Regions from separate parts of the Homo sapiens genome. Here all the other regions are linked to region 3. A link is an interaction called in ENCODE POLR2A ChIA-PET data of the cell type or tissue named here. Cell type or tissue: GM12878. All regions are shown on one strand. Region 1 overlaps AGPS (alkylglycerone phosphate synthase). Region 2 overlaps AGPS (alkylglycerone phosphate synthase). Region 3 overlaps PDE11A (phosphodiesterase 11A).

The links. ChIA-PET counts read pairs that join two places held together with the same protein. Peaks named below come from ENCODE experiments on the same cell type or tissue, not always from the same donor. Only the 100,000 strongest peaks of a DNase experiment are listed, where the experiment ranks them.
Region 1: POLR2A ChIA-PET joins it to region 3 with 9 read pairs; 2 of 35 experiments call an interaction of 5 or more read pairs at or near these places.
Region 2: POLR2A ChIA-PET joins it to region 3 with 8 read pairs; 2 of 35 experiments call an interaction of 5 or more read pairs at or near these places.

What each region holds. Positions count from the first base shown.
Region 1 is chr2:177,419,968-177,422,467 of GRCh38, forward strand. AGPS (alkylglycerone phosphate synthase) reads left to right here. Exons shown (of 20, transcript NM_003659.4): 2 at 302-391. Among named protein-coding and RNA genes, the nearest start is that of AGPS, 28 kb to the left of the region's middle. In GM12878, no CTCF peak of the experiment used is centred here; no DNase peak of the experiment used is centred here.
Region 2 is chr2:177,495,751-177,498,250 of GRCh38, forward strand. AGPS (alkylglycerone phosphate synthase) reads left to right here. Exons shown (of 20, transcript NM_003659.4): 13 at 1,939-2,015. Among named protein-coding and RNA genes, the nearest start is that of IFT70B, 56 kb to the right of the region's middle. In GM12878, no CTCF peak of the experiment used is centred here; no DNase peak of the experiment used is centred here.
Region 3 is chr2:177,633,985-177,636,484 of GRCh38, forward strand. The region is part of intron 19 of PDE11A (phosphodiesterase 11A); the gene reads right to left. Among named protein-coding and RNA genes, the nearest start is that of IFT70A, 16 kb to the left of the region's middle. RefSeq lists an enhancer at 1,165-1,244. In GM12878, no CTCF peak of the experiment used is centred here; a DNase peak (open chromatin) is centred at 1,018; H3K4me3 peaks cover 1,111 bases; H3K27ac peaks cover 1,474 bases.

The DNA.
Region 1 (2,500 bases), 210 kb before region 3:
ATGAGACATTTATATTTTAAGCATATCTTCTTCCTTTTTGCAACTTTTTATTTCTTCCTTTGAATGCATTAAATTTATTGGTTGTAGCCCTCTGTGAAGCAGGTGCTGCTCATCAGAGTGATTCTATATTCAGAAATATTAGTATATGGACATTTTAATGTGTGCTAATTTTATTTAACCTTATACAATATTTGTGGGCATAAGGTATTTTAGATGATTGTGAGTTAATAATCAATGATATACTGTACAGTTTTAAGATGTTTAGCATTGGTCTCACTTATATATATTTTCTTCTCACTAGGCAAGAAGTTATGAAATGGAATGGATGGGGATATAATGATTCTAAATTCATCTTCAATAAGAAGGGCCAAATTGAATTGACTGGGAAAAGGTAACCCTGGTTTATTTCTTCTTTTGTTCCTCCTTTAATTCTTTCTTTCTATGAAAAATTTTAAACACACATGAAAATATAATGATTCCTCCTTGAGTTTAAACATTATCAACATTTTGCCATAACTGCTTTTTGTCTCCTGGTAATATTTCAAATTCTGATGTTGTCATGTCACCTCTAAATATATGTATTTGTGTGTGTGTATATATATATTATATGTCTTAAAAAATAAGGACCTAATATAACCAATTATATAATATTATATATCCAAAATAGCAAAAAATTTTTATTTAGTTATCCAGTTCATATTCACATTCTCCAGTTGTCTCACAAACATCTTTTATAGGTAGTTTATTTGTGTCAGGATCCAAATAATGTCTATAAGCCACCCACCACCCAATTCCCATGCCATTCAGTTTTTTGAAAGTAGCTTCATATTTAAATCTGGTAATTTACAAGGAGTGTGGGTTATTATGAAAGGTGAATGATTTTAGGTCTGTGTGAATATAAATAGTATTTTAAAAAATTAGCTTCTGAGATAAATTAGGAAAGAAGTGATAGGGAAAGATCAGTCATTTTTGTGATAGCTTTTCTATGTCTTAAATGTGGTTATTTGTTGATAAGAATTACAAAGCATATTGGTTCAATCATACCTCAGTAAAACTGGAAAAATATTAAAAAGAATTCTAAAGGATATTTGTGTTATTCCTGTTTGTTCTAGATATGGTCAGAATTGTAAAACGAGTTCTTTGTTGGTTTTAAGCAATACTGCCTTTGCCAAAGCTCTGTTTTTGGTTTGTCTGTTGAATTTTGATACATTTGAAAGGGCAGTGAGTACAAATATGTAATACTTAAATGCTGGAACCAAAAATAAAAAGAAACTGAGACTAAGTAAAAAATTGGATCAGATATATTATGAGTCTATTCCAGTATTGTACCCTGATTTAATATCTATTGGACATTACTATACTTAAGTTAATGTTTTTAAAACATGTGCTATATCAGTATATTAAAATATCAGCAAAGTAAGTTTCATTCCTTTGGAGAAGTTATTTATTTCCTTTTCATTGCAATGTATTAATAATTTTTCTATTTTTCTGACATTAATATTTTGTACCTAAAATAAAACCTCAGGAATAGTAATTTGAAAGTAATTTTAATGAAGTTCTGAAGATGTACATTTGACTTTTTTTTTAATTAGGAAAATAAATATTATCTGTGTTCTCATTCCCATCCTTAATTGTGACTGGGTAGCAAGCAATGGAGGCTTAGTTGAGAAATTGTGTAATTCAGGTAGAAGGGATTTCTGGTTAATATCAGATTTACCAGTGTTCTAAATGTGGAATCTTTTATGTTTTATTTAAATAGAATAATGCCTAATACAATAGAAACATCGATGTAGAGATCGGCTTTTCAAAATCTTCTGAAGGAGTAAAAATTAATCTTCTGAACTTAGAAAACCGAATTTCTCTCTTCTCGGACACTGTCCTCATTTCTCCTTCTCTTTTTCTCTGTGTTTGGACCTTGAAGGTATACAGTATTTCTGTTTTATGGAACAGGGTAGATAGTCACTTGTATTTCAGCAAAGTCTTCTGTACAGTACTGTAGGCCATGTAATGGTTTATATGAGAAGGTGTGTGTGTATGTGTGTGTGTGTGAAATGAATGACTAGTCATAAAACATCACAGGTAATTATACCTTAGTGGGTCCCATGTTTTCAGGATCTCGTTCTTATTTTGGGTGTTCTGGCACTTGATTTGTCAGTTTCCTGGAAGAGATGAGGCTGTAGGGGTCTGACACACATGCCACACTTCTAAGAAACTGATTTAAAAAATTAGAACCTCAGTGTATTCATTTATGGTTAGATTATTGCTTTTTCAGGGTATGGAATACTTGTTAGTGCCCTTTCTGATGTTAGGGTATCTAGAGAACAACATTTGCAACTTAGATATTCTTTGGAGAGCATACATTCAGAACAAAGGAGATTTGATGGTCTTGATAGAGATTTTTATACAGGCTGTAATAGAACCAGAGAATTTATCTGTTGGTTTTAATGGGTTACTACCACTCCTACCAGAATGCATTCCTTAAAGGCCTCATTTCTTTGCA
Region 2 (2,500 bases), 140 kb before region 3:
AAAAAAAAAATACAAAAATTAGCTGGGCATGTTGGCGAGCACCTGTAGTCCCAGCTACTCGGGAGGCTGAGGCAGGAGAATTGCTTGAACCGGGGAGGCAGAGGTTGCTGTGAGCCGAGATCACACCACTACTCTCCAGCCTGGGTGACACAGTGAGACTCTGTCTCAAAAAAAAAAAAAAAAAAAAACAAACCCACAATAGCTAGAATATATTTAAAATGTAATTATATTGTTAGGCAACATATTTAAGAAAAAGTAAAAGATAATATTATCTAGTTGATACTAATGCTTGACCCACCTAAAAGTCAGTATCACTTTTACAATAATTTATTCTTCAAAGCTATCATGTCACCTTAGTATCACAGATGTATGTGAGTAATTCTACTAGCATTAATGGAAATTGTGCATATAAATCTCGATGAGTTAAGTGAACATTTACCCTTAAGGATTATTTCATATCAGAGTAGTATCATATGGAGTCCGCATGCATTGTATAAAGATAAGTGAATCTTTTGTATAAAGAATAGATAATTTCAACTTCTGCCAAGAACACAACATGCACATTCAATATATAAATGTTTATATATGTATTTCTAATTGTTGTTAATATAGGATGAGTTCCATTTGGGACCAGAAATGAATGTTTTGATGATACGTTATTTCTATCTTTATAGATATTAGAAATTGTCTCTTAAAGCGCTAGTTATACTAGGAAGCATCTCTGATAGTTTAAAATAAAAGAAAAAAATCCCCAAGCGTATCTCTTACTTGTGATCCAGGAGCTCAAAAAGATTGCTAGGTTGATCTCTATCTAACCTGCAGTTCAGTTTGTTTCTTTGTTGTTGTTTTTTAATGCCTCAGGTATAGCATAGATATCTAATTCTTAGCCTCTGGTTAAGACTTCTATTACTTGGTCTTTTATGTAACACAGTTTCCTATTATAATCAGCAAAAATGTAGTAAGTAGTATTACAGATTGAGATTCTTATAAAAAATGGATAGAAAAAAACTACCAGTGATAGTTTTAGAAACAGCTAGTTTGCTCTTTGCACCTATTTTAAAAGAAGGAAAGGAAGGGCCTACACTTTAAAAACAAACAAAATCCCCAAACCTTAAAGGCTTTTTTAAAAAAGAAAACTTTTTATTTGGAGATAATTTTGACTTACTTAAGACTGAAATTCTTTATAAAAATTTTGTATAAATGGTATGACACCTTTTTCTGAATTGGGCTGCTAACACTGAGGCCAGATGCATGACTCTTAAATGTAGCAATCATAGGAGTTGAGTCGTTACTACTTTCTGAAAAGTGAGAAAACAGTAAAAGGTTTTCACTCAATTAAGCTTAATCTGCAGGCAAAGATGTTAATTTAACAGACTTTGAGACTCCATTTATGTTATTTTGGCAATTTTAACTCTCCGGGTGTGATTAAGGAAGCAATTGCTAGTTTTATGCCAAGAATTCTGGATGAATTAACAATTAATTAAGAAACAACCTTAAACTTGGCATTAACTCCATATTTGGATAGTTCTGAATAGTTTCTATATAATTAAAAAAAAAAGTAAAACCAGCCACCATGGGTGTTCTTAATGAAATAAAAATTAATGAAGTAATTTTATTATGTGTAAACCATACCGTTGAAAGAAAACCTAAACTATGTGTAGTATTAATTACATATAGTGATTTGACTTAAAAAATCAAATTGATAATGGGTTTTGTAAATAAAAAGTTGTTTGTGACATTTGAAAGAAGATAAAAGTAGCAAATATTAATATAACTATATATCGTAATATAAATATTTATGTAAATAACACGGGAAGATTTTAAAAATTAAAGTTGTGAAAACTTTTACTTTCTTTTAGGATTCTAAGTTGGAGTAGCTTCTTGATCTTCTGAAAAACATAGACTAACCTATTAATATAAACTTTTTTCTCTTCTTAGGTCATGCTCTTAAACCTCAGGTTTCCTCTATTTTTACATCATTTTTGGACGGATTAAAAAAGTTTTATATTACAAAGGTAAGAATTTTTATAAAATGCTAAAATTGTAAATGCTTAAGATATCTGTTTTCTGCTTTCTTCCCACATGCACCTATTGTAAGGGTGTTTTTCCATGTTGCTATGTACATTTCAGAATTACAGTTTTTCATGTTGGAATAAATATTAAGTAAATCAGGCAGTCAATTTCAGAAAATTTTATTTCTTTTCCAGTTTTGAAGCTTCTAAAAATAACACTGCATTTGAACAGTTTTGTTTTCATAACATTTTCTATAGTTTAAATTTTTTCCTTTATGGAAGGTATCCATAAAGTGAAATAAGAGTGTGGATTTTTTTTAACCTTTGATTGTTGAATTTTTTTCCTAGAGTGTTAAGCCATCTTATAATACATGTGTGCCTTCTTTTCCTTGCATCCTTGTTATTCCATGTGGGATTCTTTTTGTTACATTTTTAATTTACCAGGGGGAAAACAGTACTTTCTTCTAGTTCATGTTTTTTGAAGCTCC
Region 3 (2,500 bases):
GTTTTCTTTTATGAAGCTGCTGGGAAATGATCTTAAAAGCAACACATTTTTTTCTTCCCTGGCAGGTACCCAAGCATTTACTAAATTACATTCATAGCACCTGCCCATGATTCGAATCATTCCACCAATTTATTCCTTAAGCCATTTAAGTTTATTTGGCATAGCCCCAAACAGCTTTCTTCCCTTTATCCTTGCTCTTTGTTCTCCTTCTTGCTTCCTTTGTATGGAATAAAGAAATTGGGGAGGGAGGAGGAATACATATTTCTCAGAATTCCTTTCTCTTTGTTTTATATTCTCCTGAAACACAGAATTGCCATACTAGAATATCGTTTTCCTGTGGCCAGGTGCTGGTTCTAGGCAAAGGTAACAAAACTCCTATCTTGAAAACTTACTTTTTCTCTCTCTCTTTTTTTTTTTTTTGTGAGAAGGAGTCTCGCTCTGACGCCCAGGCTGGAGTGCAGTGGGGCGATCTCGGCTCACTCCAAGCTCCGCCTCCCTGGTTCAAGCGATTCTCTTGCTCAGCTTCCCGAGCAGCTCGGACTACAGGCGCCCGCCACCACGCCTGGCTAATTTTTTTGTATTTTTAGTAGGGACGGGGTTTCACCGTGTTAGCCAGGGTGGTCTCCGTCTCCTGACCTCGTGATCCCCCCGCCTCCGCCTCCCAAAGTGCTGGGATTACAGGCGTGAGCCACCGCGCCCGGCCGACTTATTCTTACACTCTTAATTTGTTACAGAAATGCAGTTAGCTGAGAGAATATGGAACTATTAAAATACTAGTAAAGCAAGGGTTTATCCACGAACCTAAATTCCAAGGCTTATGGTGATTATGTGTAGTGAGTCATCAGCAAGAGAATTGCTTCTAGTATTTAAAAGTTTCTTATCAAGTGATACGGGATGGGTTCTGTGAGAATGCTATTGTCTAGTTTGACTTGCTCCTCAGTGAAAGAGAAGGGGGGAAACTTAGCACCCATCTGATCACTCTCCATATACACACGGAGGAACTCTAAAGGTTATGTATGCGGCTGCATCAGCCTCAAGACACCTGACTCTCCTCTGTGGCATCCCTGCTGCGTGACCACACAGCTACCGTTGAAACCCTTTCAGAGGCAGTGCGTGCACAACCTCCCAGGGGAGTCCATTTAGTTTTTGATTGTTCTGTTTTTAAAATGTTGTTCCTTTATGTTGGACTGAAATCTATACCCCTGTAACTTCTACCTAATGGTTCTAATCCTTAGGGTGCTCTTTCTTTAAACCAGAATTTTCTTTAGTAGTGTAGGACTGATAACTCAGGTTTTGTTTCAAGTGTAGGTTAGAGTTGATGCTGACCTAAAAACCCTATTTGGGATGCAGTGCTTCTCCCTTGGGGCAACCTTTTTGACATCACTGGGGCCCCATGTTCCTTCCAGTTCCCTCCTGGCCCATCGCAGACAGGACCTCGGATACTTGCCCCACTATGGGACACAGCCTGGGCATCTGGTCATCTAGGTGGCCAAGGGACCCCACTTATTTCCTGATTTCATTCACACTCCACTGTTGAGTTCTCTTGTGACCAGCATATACAGTTTATTCCGTATTTTATTTATGTTTTGAATAAGGAACACATTCACATAGTTCCATGGATACAAAACGGTACAAAGGTGCAATATAAAATCTCCGTTCTACTATTTCCCAGACACTCAGTTTCCTCCCCTAGAGGCAACAGATGTTTTCAGTGTCTTGAGTAGATAATCAAGAAAAATTTTCTGAATGTGTAAGAACATAAATATATTTGCCCCTTTTTACAAATGGTAGTACACCATACAGAGGGATCTGCACTTTGCCTTTTATTCTTAATATATCTTGGGAAAAACTCATATCACTACAAAATTAGATTTCCTCATTTTTTATGGCTATCTAGTATTCCACTGCTGTCAAAATTTGTTTAACCAGTTCCTTTTTGATGGAACCCAAACATTGTTTATATTTGGCCATTACAAATAATGCTGTAATGGATATCCCTGTACATAGCCTCTCCATAGGTGTGAAGTTTATCAGAGAGTCAAATTCTAGAATGGGTATTGCTGGGTGAAAGGGAATGTGTATTTGCGTTTTGGTAGATATTACTGAATCAACAAATATAATTTTACTTAAGATATATAGCAGGATTTTTATAATAGCCATACTAACAAAAGAGAGGGAACAGAAACCATAGCTACTGTTTAGATTAAGGCCTTGGAAAGATAGTGTGAGGGTGGGTAGAGCTAAGAAGGATACACAAATCTAGAATTTGATCCCTCTCTTCTCTGTATACTCCAGATGCTAATTTCTACACAGTACACTTGGTATCACTGAAGCATCATAATCATGTTGTCCAGAAGGTTTTGATTTTACTCCCTCTCTGAAAGAAACTCCCCAAATGGTACTTGAATCTACTGAAATCTCTTACAGCATATCAATCATTTTTGACCAGTTACAGGTGTTTTCAGTGTGTTTCATGGACTCTTACTGTCATTAGCAAACT